Linked DNA regions of Homo sapiens: region 2 is linked to region 1. A link is a contact called in ENCODE Hi-C or POLR2A ChIA-PET data. All regions are on one chromosome and are shown on one strand. Each heading gives the region's core, a stretch centred on a gene start or an enhancer-like site at or near the end of the contact. The rest is flanking DNA. Distances are from core to core; before and after follow the strand shown. Region 1 overlaps AKAP1 (A-kinase anchoring protein 1). Region 2 overlaps CUEDC1 (CUE domain containing 1).

Evidence for each region. Hi-C counts contacts between places; a loop is a spot of excess contacts on that map. ChIA-PET counts read pairs that join two places held with the same protein, here RNA polymerase II (POLR2A). Pooled maps may share reads with other maps.
Region 2: a loop to region 1 is called in a map of gastrocnemius medialis, with 5 times the contacts of the local background. The contact joins two enhancer-like sites. A Hi-C loop is called at or near these places in 1 of 168 maps with a recorded cell type or tissue (gastrocnemius medialis) and 5 of 50 pooled maps. POLR2A ChIA-PET finds 5 or more read pairs at or near these places in 2 of 52 experiments (GM12878 and WTC11).

What each region holds. Positions count from the first base shown.
Region 1 is chr17:57,094,763-57,101,078 of GRCh38, reverse strand. The region is part of intron 1 of AKAP1 (A-kinase anchoring protein 1); the gene reads right to left. Among named protein-coding and RNA genes, the nearest start is that of AKAP1, 13 kb to the right of the region's middle. RefSeq lists an enhancer at 1,938-2,017. Within about 2 kb of position 2,863, at least 7 of the 41 ENCODE cell types and tissues checked have a DNase peak (open chromatin) inside an H3K27ac peak, as active enhancers do; they include gastrocnemius medialis, where a contact is called at or near this core.
Region 2 is chr17:57,890,342-57,896,657 of GRCh38, reverse strand. All of the region lies in intron 1 of CUEDC1 (CUE domain containing 1), which reads left to right. Among named protein-coding and RNA genes, the nearest start is that of CUEDC1-AS1, 19 kb to the left of the region's middle. RefSeq lists enhancers at 3,639-3,688, 3,349-4,090. Within about 2 kb of position 4,002, at least 35 of the 41 ENCODE cell types and tissues checked have a DNase peak (open chromatin) inside an H3K27ac peak, as active enhancers do; they include gastrocnemius medialis, where a contact is called at or near this core.

The DNA.
Region 1 (6,316 bases), core at 1,614-4,113:
ATTCTAGTTTGGGGGCTGCCCAATAAAAATAATTTTATTTAATTTTTTGAGACGGGAGTTTTGCTCTCGTTGTCCAGGCTGGAGGGCAATGGTGTGATCTTGGCTCACCGCAACCTCCGCCTCCCGGGTTCAAGTGATTCTTATGCCTCAGCCTCCTGAGTACCTGACATTACAGGCATGCGCCACCACACCCAGCTAATTTTGTATTTTTAGTAGAGACAGGGTTTCTCCATGTTGGTCTGGCTGGAAAAAATAATTTAAAAAAAAAGAGTAAGGACAGTTTGAGACGGGAAAGTGGCTATGAGGAAAGGCTGCAATGGATAGGGGAGTGTGCCCGTGGCCTGCTGTCAAAAGATTCAAATCCTACCTAACAGGGCACATGCCAGCAGGAAGAGGAGTGGAGTCTAAACCCAGGTTTTCATCCGGTCAGTTTGTTTGTTTGTTTACTTATTTATTTATTTAAGACAGAGTCTTGCTCTGTCGCCCAAGCTGGAGTGCAGTGGGCACGATCTCGGCTTACAGCAACCTCTGCCTCCTAGGTTCAAGTGATTCTCCCACCTCAGCCTCCCAAGTAGCTGGGATTACAGGCACACGGCACCATGCCTGGCTAATGTTTGTGTGTGTGTGTGTGCGTGTGTGTGTGTGTGTGTTTTAGCAGAGATGGAGTTTCACACCATGTTGGCCAGGCTGGGCTCGAACTCCTGACCTCAAGTGATCCACCCACCTTGGCCTCAAAAACTGCTGGGATTATAGGCGTGAGCCACCGCGCCTGGCCAGGTCAGTAAATTTAGATTGTGATTCCTTATTAACTAGGCAATCCCATTTCACCCAGATTTATAGCTGTGACTCCCATAGCAATTATCTGATCGCAGGAAAAAGATTAAATGGGATGGGGTAGAGAAGAAAAACAATCCTAACAGCTACCCCACCGGGGGCTAGTTCTCCTTATTTTACATATCAAGGGCCCAAGGCCGCAGACTCTAATTGGCTGTCTGCTCAAAACACAAACCACCTCTCAAGATGGCTGGGAGAAGCCCCACCCCTTTAGAACTAAAAGTTGATCCCAAGGGGTCCTGCCTGTCTCCAGCAGTTAGTTGCTGGTCCCACACCACACCACCACACCCAGCCTCCCAAGATCCCATAAGGGGGCTATACTACAGTGAGGTAGAGACCCAACACTCAAAGCACGCACCTCTGCCCTGGCTTTGGTCCTGTACCCTGGGCCACCCATACCCAGTCCCCAGCACCTTCTGTCACTAGGCTCCCTGCACTTCACCTGCCCTGTTCTCAGTCCTCAGACAGAATGCACAGAATCACCACTGCAGGCCACAACACCCATCTCTGCCTGCTGCTCTGTAGTTTACCAGGACACCACCACTAGCCCTCCCTGCCCAGCTTGTTCCCCAGAGACTGAGGCTCTAAGCCCTCAGACCACCACCTCTAGAGTCACCCCTATAGTCACTGGAGCTACTGAAGAATTACTGCCTGGAAAACATGGTTTCTACAACATTTCCAAGCCAGGGATGGCCTCCTAGAAGGCACTGAATACTGCTACCCATTTCACCCAACCCACAGAATCCAGGATGTCCCACCTAAATTCCCAGTGCCCATCTCTCCCCAGCCTTCACCCCGCACTCTGGACTAGAGCCAGAGACCCAAGGCTGAGCAATCAGGAACCAGGTGTCACTGCTTCTATGCAGTGAGTGGCTCAAGATAAAGCCCTTCTCACACCATTGCTTCCAGGAACAGAAACTGCCTGGCTTGAAGCGCTCCACCAGCACTTGAGAACAGAGATTACCAGATCCCCGAAGAGCAGAGTGGAAGATGTGTTTTTTTCCTTGTTACCAGGGAATTGTGCCTAGAGATGTGAACCATCCTCCAACAAGAACAGAGCCAAGAGACCCTGGGATCAGCAGGCCTTGGCTGGGTCTCACTAAGGGCACCCATTGCCAGGAGACACCTCACAGATGCCCCTCTACCAGCCCCCACTTCCCACTAGTCAAGAAATCAGCTAGGCTAGGTGCGGTGGCTCACGCCTGTAATCCCAGCACTTTGGGAGGCCGAGGCGGGCAGATCACGAGATCAGATCAAGACCATCCTGGCTAATACAGTGAAACCCCGCCTCTACTAAAAATACAAAAAAAAAAAAAATAGCGGGGCTTGGTGGCGGGCACCTGTAGTCCCAGCTACTTGGGAGGCTGAGGCAGGAGAATGGCATGAACCTGGGAGGCGGAGCTTGCAGTGAGCTGAGATCGCACCACTGCAGTCCAGCCTGGGCAACAGAGTGAGACTCCGTCTCAAAAAAAAAAAAAAAAAAATCAGCTAGCCCCTCACTCCCTCACCCCTGAGCCACTCTCACCTCAGTCAAACAGACTTCTTGGAATTGGTAAGATGCCATTTTGCCCAATTTACGTGGTCCGACAGGGCTACAAGAGGTGGTATAAAATGCATCAGGCTTTCCTGAGTGCCCAGGTAGTGCCACCTCTTTTCATACATACACATACCCCTTTAGCCTTACAAGGCTCTTCTGACATCTTCCTTCCTGCACTGGGCCAGACTCTTCGGAGTTGCTCTCTTTGCCCTGAGGTGTTTTTTTTTGTAAACCTGAACTTCTCAACATTTAAGTGGTATCACAGTAGTCCCCAAAGCCTTCCTACTCACAAGCTAATCAAAGGCTGGCTCCTCCCCCAGGCCCAGGACTAAGGGCAGACCTGTCTGCAGTCAGAGAAAAGCCTCCCAGAAGGATGCTGCAGAGCCCTGCCCTAGGGTTGGTGGGGAGGACACTCTGTCATTTTGAATCTGTTGGAATTAAATAGCTGCCTGCTTATTTTTAGCAGGTCCATTTGCCTGGGAATAGATGCATACTGGCTAGTTGCCAAGTGGTCACACAGAGCTGAAGTTAGGCACGTGCTACAGCCACAGGCCTCAGCATTCATCTGCTCACTCCAGGTTCCAAAGGATCTCTTCTTTCTCCAGGGAGGTACCTGCAGCTTCTCAGAACAGCCCTCAGAAAAGTAATGGCCTCACTCTCAACTCAGCTGACAAACCTGGTAACTGCAGGCTACAGCCTTCTGCTAAACAAGAAAACAAATCCCTGGCAATGGTACAGAGAGTGTTGGTCCCAGTGACTAAGCCAATTTGGCTGCAGTGACTGCAAAAAGAGCCGCATGTAACTGATGGGAAAGTCCACCATAAAAACAACAGCTTAGGAGCCAAGTGCCCAACAAGCCCAATGTGGGCTTGGGCCTGGTCAGTGAAGCCACATCCACTTTGCGTTCTGAATGAACATTTACACTGGAATTTGAACATTTCTTCCATTATTCCAGTGTTCACACTGACAAAGGCTGTCCCCAGGTGTTCTACCAATAGGAAGGAGCCTGCCCAAGACACTCCACCTCCAGAGTGCCCAGCTCATTAAGTTCCTGCTGAGGGACTCTTCCCCTTGAAGGGGGTCTTCCAAGGGCAGGGAATCAGAACCTAAAGCCCAGCACTTCAGCCACTGCATTCAGAGAATGACAGCAGTCTGTGGCCAGGCAGAGGCATACTCCCTTCCATGGGAGTTTGGTCGAGGAAAATCACAAACTCGGAGTTCTCCGCAAGATTCCAAAAGCGCCTCTTGGCTTGTATCAGATGCATTTACCTATTTCCTCATCAGGTCACAGTCATTCACCTTGCTCATTCATTCAAATATGTTTAAGTTGCTATAAGCAGAAGATTCTGATCACCAGAAGCACACGATTCTGATGGAAGAATCAATCTCTCTCACTCACTCACACACACACCCCTGCGCCACAAGCAGCTGAGAAGTGGGCAAAGGGAGCCCAGGAAGGCTTTCTCAAAGAGGGCCAGGATTTCCTTAGGCTGCAGTGGGTGGGTAGGGAGGGGGACAGGACATAAATTGAGGTTCTAATATCTTTGGGCATGGGAGGGAACAGTGAGTCCCAAAGTAAAACAGGAAGAAATCCTAGGAGCTGAAGTGCTGGTCAGGCGAGACAAAGAGTTTGACCTTTGCCACAGGAGCCATAGTCGCAGCAGTTGCAACATGGTAAAGTAGAGTAGGTCACAAGAGGTAAAGGTCTCGGTGACCCTCAAGAGTGACTGCTATCCAATACTGGCAGCCACTTAGTCATGGGAGGTTACTGAGCACTTGAAATGTGACCAGTGTGACTAGGGCACTGAATTCTACTTTAGGTTAACTTGAACTCTCCACCTGCAGCTGGCAGCTACCTACTGGACAATGCAGCTCTAAAGGGTGTTCCCAGAAGGCCCCAATGAACAGGAGGGCTGGATACATGCTGCAGCCGCCAACACCTACCTTGCTGGGTAGTGCTCGGTTCTGCCACCAAGGGTGGGGGCGATGGTAGGCCTGGGCTGTGCACCCTCAGCAGCATGGCTGGGCCAGGAATCAGAGTGCTGGAGCCATGGCTCAGGTGTTGGTCCCAGCCCAGCCTCAGTGCTCACAGGACTGTTACCTTCATCCTCAGGGGCCTGTGTAAGTCACAGTAAGCTATGACTTCATGTGGGTACCCTAGAGATCCCAAATTAGCTCACAGTGGGGTTGTGAGGTCCTGTCTAGGACTGTCCCCCACCCTCCATTGTGATGGCCCACAGAGAAGCCAGGGGGGCCAGCACCACCAGACCAGCACACTTTGTGGGTGCTTCTGCCCTTCCACGTAGAGCAGCTGTCAGGAACTCGGGACACTTTCCCAGCCCAATTCACAGAAGGAAGGCCAGAAGCTTAACCCAGTAGTGTCTGAGTACCTGCTTGGCAAAGCCTTCTACGGCCAAAATGAAAACCCTGAATCCACTACCAGGTGCTCTAGGTAAGACAAGACAAGCCAAAAGCCAGAAATACCATCTCTGGACATGGCCTCAAAGTAAGAGCTCCGCCAGCCCAACTAAAAGTTAAACCAACTCCTGCTCTGGAAAACTTAGTACCCGAGGTTGAACTGCCCAGTCTCTTTCCTGCTCTGCTGGCCAAATCCATGGCAGGTCCAAGTCACATGCCTCTTTTCGTGAAGGAAAAATCATCAGCACCTCCTACAAAGGTCTTCCTAATCACTTCATTTTGGGGGTAGGGGTGTGGATTTTAAAACTTTGAAGACTATGTCACACTCACCTTGCCCCTCACCTCTGGCCTTGACAACCATCTTGCTTTACAAGTGAATTCCGCCAGGTTTCTAAAGATGGTCACAACACAGGTGCCAGGAATGCCTTCCTGGGTACATGGAGTTCCCGCCCACGACCACAGAAGACATTACACAAAACTGCCCAAAAAGTATGAAATGGCAATCTGACAACAACCTGACTTAAAAGCCAGTAAAGACATCAGAAAAGATGTTGGTGTGCAGCAAGAAACCCTTCGCAGCACCTCACATGGGCAAAACCAAAGAGGTAAGACCCTGATCTTCCTAATGGCAGACAGTGAACTACGACCACCCCAGAAATCACATAAAAGCATAGAAGGTAATTTCTATTCAACAAATAATTACTGGCACTCACAGAGAAAAGCATGGTGGGACACAAATTAATCAGGCAAGGCACTGCCCTCGAGGCACTTTCAGTCTTGGCGGGGAGTAGTGGAGGGCAGAAGAAAAAAAAAAAAAAAAAAAAAGCCCAAACAGGCCACCACGGTAGCTCACGCCTACAATCCCCAACACTTCGGGAGGATTGCTTGAGGCCAGGAGCTCAAGACCAGCCTGGGCAATATAGTGAGACCTTGTATCTACAAAAAAAAAATTTTTTTTTAATTACCCAGGCATAGTGGCGCACACCTGTAGTCCCAACTACTCGAGAGGCTGAGGTGGGAGAATTGCTTGAACCCAGGAGGCAGAGGTTGCAGTGAGCCGAGATCGCACCACTGCACTCCAACCTGGGCAACAGAGTGACACCTTGTCTCAAAAAACAAGCAATGACCTTTTCTCCAGTGGGCCTGTTACTGCCACTCTCTGCTACTGACCAACTGAAAGTTTTGTCCATAGGACATGGAAGTGCCCTGTTAGGGGTGAAGGAGGAACAGAAAATGGGGTGCCAGTGTCCTCAGACTAGAATGTTCTAGTATCTTGGGGTAGGAATGAGAGAATATAAGCCTGAATGCCAGCATTATGGGAGCCAAGGAGAGTTGGGATGCCCCATTCAATATATAGACTTTCATTCAAGACCCATCTTCAGCCAGGCACGATGGCTCACACCTGTAATCCCAACACTTTGGGAAGTTGGAAGATTACTTGAGCCCAGGAGTTCGAGACTAGCCTGGGCAATGTGGTGAGACCTCATCTCTACAAAAAAAAATTTAAAAGAATTAGTCGGGCATAGT
Region 2 (6,316 bases), core at 2,753-5,252, 790 kb before region 1:
TATCAATCAAAATTTTAGAGGTATACAAGAATCTGTAGTGGAAAAATTTCCTTGATCTATCTCTTATGACCCAGTTCTCCCCAGGGGAAACATATATTATCAGTTTCTTGTGAATCCTTTCGGATTTCATACACACACACACACACACACACACACACACACACACACACCCCATAATGCACTATAGTAGAGTGACTATACTCATTGTTTTGTACCTTGCATTGTTCCCTTAGGTCTTGGGCTAAAGAGACATATTGAAATCCCTCATTTTTGTTTGTTATTGAATAGCATTATATAGAGAGAGGAGGATGCTGATAATGTATCATATTTTCATCAGCCTGCTACGGGTAGACTTGTAGAGTGTTTCCAGTCTTCTGCTGTTAGACTATTACAAGGAATATCCTTATGCCCATACTCAACACAGTTGCAAACATATCATCTGTAGGTAAATTTCATAGAAGTGGAATTCCTGAATCAGTAGGTAGGTGCAAAGTGTGCCTTAGTGTGGAGGGCAAGGGCAGGGGTTGGGAGTTCTGTTTGCAGGACCCTCCTCTGCCCATCCTGAGCACTCCTTTCTAATCATGGGTTCCTTGACCCGGATTACCTGGGCATGTTCGGATGCTAAATTGTGGGGCATGGATTGCTGCCTGTCCGGGGACCCAGAGGTGTCTCCTGCTGCTGTCCAGACCTCAGAACTCAGCCTACTGGGGGGGCCTTCAGCCTGACTGCCTATAGGAGAAGCCCAGGGAGGAGCAGCTGACCCCTTTTCCCAAGAAGCTGGGCCTGGTCCAGTATGAGCTCATGCCTGGAGCCAACCCAGCTTCCTTGGCCCTGCACCTGAGTTACCAGTGGCCCCCTTCCTCCAGCGTGGGCCCTTTGACTTGGTAGCATGAACGCGCGTGTTCCTGCCAGCCCAGTGGGGTCCCCTAGAGCTGTGGCACCTGGGAGGGGAGGGGCAGGGGGACAGTAGCCCCCTTAATCCGCTGAGGTTTGATCTCCTCCCAGGCACCTGAGTCGAATATCTTGGCTGAGCTGGTGGCTTTTGTTTATGGAGTGAGGGACTGTTGTGGAAATAGTCCCCAGCCAGCCCAGGTTGTGGTGGAAAACAGTTGGTTGCTCAGGCAACTTGACAACTTCAGTAGGATGGGAAAAAGGTTTTGTGAGGAAACTGCCACTGTTTTGTCTTCTCCTTTGCTTCCTGGACATAAGCACCATCCCTTATACCTCCAGTGGCACCCAGGCACCCCCAGCCTCTCCAGGGGCAACCCTGTCCTTTAGTATTCAATTTAACTCACAGTTATTGAGTTCTTGCTGTGTGCCCAGCTCTGTGCTAGGCTCTAGGGAATATGGAATGGTGATCAAGCCCAATGGATACAGAGTGTTAAATCTGGAATCGGACCTTCTGGGTTCAAATTTCAGCTTGGCCACTTAGCTGTGTGACCTTGAACAAGTTACTCAACCCTTCTACGCCTCATTTTTCTACTATGAAGTGGAAATAGCAGTAGTAATATGCACCTTGTAGAGCTGTAGGGAGGATGAAGAGAGTTAACATGCAATAAGGCACTTTGAGTAGTGGCTAGCATATAAGGAAGCAGGCAATAAGTGTTATCTATTCTCATTATGACTATTATGACCATTATCTTGCTAAGATGAACCAAACAAATGACATGTTTCTCTGCTGAGAAGCCTCATCTTGGATCTTTTTCACTAGAAGGCAGAATTGGCTTCTTGATGGTGCCTTTTGTGGCAGCCACACCTGATATTTGGGCCTCAGGAGCAGAGATGAATGATGATGTCCTTAGGACTGAGGCTCTGGGACCAATTTGTCCACAAGGGACCTCATTCACCTTCTCTGAAACCTCTTGCCCTCGTCCCTGCCCCACATCTCCCATTGGCTACAGACTTGGCCACAAGTGTTGAGGCAGGAGAGAGAAAAATTAGAAAAGAAAAGGTCTTTTTTGAATCGTATTTTTTCTTTTGATTTTTTTTTGAGACAGAGTCTCACTCTTGCTCAGGCTGGAGTACAGTGGTGTGATCTTGGCTCACTGCAACCTCTGCCTCCTGGTTCAAGTGATTCAAGTGCCTCAGCCTCCCAAGTAGCTGGGATTACAGGCATGCGCCACCACACTGGGCTAATTTTTGTATTTTCAGTAGAGACAGGGTTTTACCATGTTGGCCAGGCTGGTCTCAAACTCCTGACCTCAGATGATCTGCCCGCCTCGGCCTCCCAAAGTGCTGGGATTACAGGCATGAGCCACCAAGCCTGGCCTTTCTTCTGATTTTTAAAGATTAAAAACAATTTTTAAAGGAATGCCCCACCCTTACAGATCTAAGTGATAGGGGTGGGGGTGGCCAAGGCATCATGCCATGCCCAGCCTGCACAGCTCATGGAGTAGCCTTTGGAAGGCAGGGGCTGCCCCCAGCCTCACCCCTGCCGGCAGCTCTGCTGTGTGGGCATGGAAACCAGGTGTCCTGCTTCTCTGGGTGGCAGTGGGGCTTCTTCCTGGCAAAGAGGTTTAGGAGTCCTTTTATCAAATCCTCATGGTTTGGTTTTGTTTTGTTTTTGAGACGGAGTCTTGCTCTGTCACCCAGGCTGGAGTGCAGTGGTACGATCTTGGCTCACTGCAACCTCCACCTCCCAGGTTCAAGCAATTCTCTGCCTCAGCCTCCCGAGTAGCTGGAATTACAGGCACCCACCACCATGCCTGGCTAATTTTTGTATTTTTAGTAGAGACGGTGTTTCACCATTTTGGCCAGGCTGGTCTTGAACTCCTGATCTCGTGATCCACCTGCCTTGGCCTCCCAAAGTGCTGGGATTACAGGCGTGAGCCACTGTGCCCTGCCAAATTCTCGTGTTTTACAGATGTAGAAGAGATGAGTGGTCCAGAGAAGTACCCAAGGTCACACAGCAGCGCATGACAGCATTGTCTGTCTCTCCCCTGCTCCTCCTCCTCCTCCCCTAAGGTCCAGTGGCCTCTTTTCTCCAATGGCTGTGCCCGAGGGTCCTCTTTGCCCTTCCTGGCTGCCTGGGGGTGGGCACAGGTGTGGCTGCCCAGCAGCTCTGGGGGCCTCGGGAATGAGGCTGGCTTTGTTGCAGCCCCGGCAGCTGTGGCCATTTGGGTCGAGTTTCCATTAAGCCTTTTCCGAGCCTTGGGCAGGAGCAGGAGGCTCAGCGTTTAAAGGTCACCCGGCTTTTGAAGCTGCAGCGACATTAATAGCTTGGGAAGAAAACAAGCCTTTGCAGGGGCAGGAGGACAAGGCGTCTCTGTCAGGGCTGCCTGAAACACACACACACACACACACACACATACCCTGAGAGCCTCTGTCTCTTGCTCTCCTCTTCCCTTCCTTTCACCCCCTTTTGGGGCCTCTTCAGCTCTGAAGCCAAGAAGCTCAGGCAGATTTCCCTGCACCCCACCCGCTCTGAGGTGACAATTGGCCGAGAATGCAGCTGCCCCAGCCCAGCAGCCTCTGCCATTACACACTTGAGGTTTCCGCAGGACTCAACCATGGTTACACAAGCCTCCCAGGGTCATATGACCTCATTCTGGCCCCACTGGCTTTTGCAGCCTGGATTCCCAATGAGACAGAGTGAGCCTGGCCTGCGTGTCCTCATACGGGAAATGAGAGCGCTGGCAAGTGGCTTGTCTTGCATGCCAGTTCTAATCACTTGGTCGTGGCTTGCACAGAGGCGGTGTTGCAAAGGGTTCTGAGGTTGTGTGTGTTCTGTAGGACAGTAATACCTGGGTGGATTAGTGATGTCTGCCAAGGATGAGGGCTAGAAGGTGGTGGCACATGTGCCAAAGATTTCCTGCCTAGGATTAAATGATTTGACAACTCTGCGGGTCTTGGGTGCTAAGACCCCTGAGGCAACTGGGTGGTTCTTCTCCCTTTTAATCAGGCCAAGGGTGGGGGTGGGGCACATTCTTGGGTTCTGAGAGAAAAGCCACTCTGGCCCTTTCCCTGGGAGCTGCCAGGGCCTGAGCTCTGGGACACCACCTAGTGGCCTGGCTTGGCAGCGCCACTGGGCTGTGCCAGATCTTAGGCAAGAAGCAAATCCCTCTGCAGGCAGGCATCACGGCAGTCACAGATGGACGTAGGGTCTGCTCCTTGGTGATTTTCAGAGGAGGGAGCCTGGGGTGCACAGAGACAGAGCTGGTCTGAGGAGTCTTACCCTCCTTCCAGAAGAGTGGCCTCTGGGTGGGACACAGGAAGGTGCTGGCAATTGGGACCTGTGGCTTCCTGTTCTAACTCCCACCTTTCAGGGTTGGGCCCTGGTCCTCCTGGGGGGCAGAATGGAAGGTCAAGTCAGATCTAGGAGGGGGTTAGCCTCCTGCCCCCTGGTGCTGGCACTGGCTTGGAAAGGGGCAGCCTGCCATCAGCCTTGTGTCCACGTCACTGGGCTGCCTTGGCCTCAGACCCCTTGTCTGTGAAGTGAGATAATAACGCATTCCCTTATATATCTTCTAGGTTTGTTGTGAGGAGTAAATGAGTGTGTAGGGGAGAGAGGGCTTTGGAAACTGAAAAGGCCCCCTCCCATCATTGCTGTGAGCCGGAGGAGGAAGGAAAGGGAGGGAAATCCACAGTTACAGCACTCCTCCATCTTTCCTTCCCTTCTTTACTCATTCGCCTAATAAATGTCTATTGACCATGCCAGGCACTGATTCGGGCACTGGGGATACCACAGTGAGTATAGCAAAGCCCCTGCCTTCATGGAGCTTACATTCTAGTGGAGAAGATATCAGTGACAAATGTATAATATTCAAGGTGGTCTGTTTCATGAAGAAGACAGGGAAGCCTAAAGGGTTAGGAACACTGGGATGTTGGGGGGTGGACTTGCCACTCTGTTCCCCCTCAAGGTGATGGTTGAGTAGGGACCAGAAGGAAGGGAGCCATGCAGATATGTGGGAGCAGAACGTAGCAGTTGGTGGAAAAAGTAAGTTCAGAGGCCCCTGGGTGGGAGTGTGCTTGGCTCGTTGGTGGACTAGCAAGGATCCAGGTGGCCACAGAGAGTTAGGCTCTGTCTGTATGTGTGCGTGCACATATGACAGCGAGGTGACATGGGCAGGACCATGTGGGTTGGCCACGGTAAAGCTCTGGGTATTCTGGGGACATGGGAGCCATTGGGAGGCATGGAGCAGAGGAAGGGCATGACCCCTGTGATGAGGGGTCTCTAGGCCAACACGTGGGAGGCAGGGAGCTAGGGAGGGTATGGTAGCTGTGGAGGTGGTAAGGAGTGGCCAGATTCAGAAATCATTTGGAAGACGGGGAAGACAGGCTTCGCCATAGATTGGACATAGAGTATAAGAGAATGAGAGCACTCCAAGATGACTCCAAAGGTTTTGGCTGGAGCCAGGGAGAGTTGCCATTAACAAAGATGGAGAAGGCAGGGGAGAAGCAGGTTGGGGTCGGAGGGAATCACAGGTCGGATGGATCCATGTTGTTGGAGCTGCTGTTGGATGTCCAAGTGGAGGCAGCAAGAAGGCTGTATGAGTGTGGAGTTGAGGGGAGTGCCCATGAGAGGTTGGAGCACATGAGAGCCAGTGTTCAGTATGCAGATGGTATTCCAAGCCATGGGGCTGGATGAGATTGCTCAGGGAGTGAGTCTAGCCCGGGAAAAGGTCCCAGGCCTGTGCCCCAAGCCACAGCAGCCTGTGTCACTGGTGCTTATTATACGCCAGGTACCCATGTACGTTCTATTAATACTCCTCCCCTATGTCTACAAATGAGGGAGCTGAGGTGCAAAGAAATGAAACAATTTCCCCAAGTCACACAGCCTTACTAAGGTCACAAAGTGCACCCAGGACTCTGGCTCCCCAGCTCTCATAGCCCCCATGCAGACCCTCGCTGGCCCTGATGTACCAGGCAGGAGGCTGGCTGGGATGACCTTGGGCAAGGCCAGATGAACTGCACTGGGGCAGCTTGCCCACCTCCGTGGGCCAAGCCGGGAGTGACTCAGGCCTTGGCTGCGTGCTTATGCTAGGAGAGGAGGTTGGCTGTTTGCCGCCCCTGCCGGGCCTGGATTCCTTCACAGGGGAGGTGGAGGGCCACTGTGATCCTGGCTTCCTGGGACCTGGAGGAGGACAGGTGTGGGGTTTCTGCTTCCCAGTCTCCAGGTCATCCACAACCATGAGTTCAGGGGAGCCTTTGAGTCAGCCTCCGAGAGGTCTGATGAGCCCAGTGGGTTGTTTGCTTCCTTTTTCAGAAGCCAGTCAGGGGTTATGTCCCTCTGTTTCCCTGCCAGTGCTCAGCAGCTGGGGTTCTGAGAGGTGGTATGGTTTCTCCAAGGTCACAGAGCCAGCTCTGGAGCAGAGCC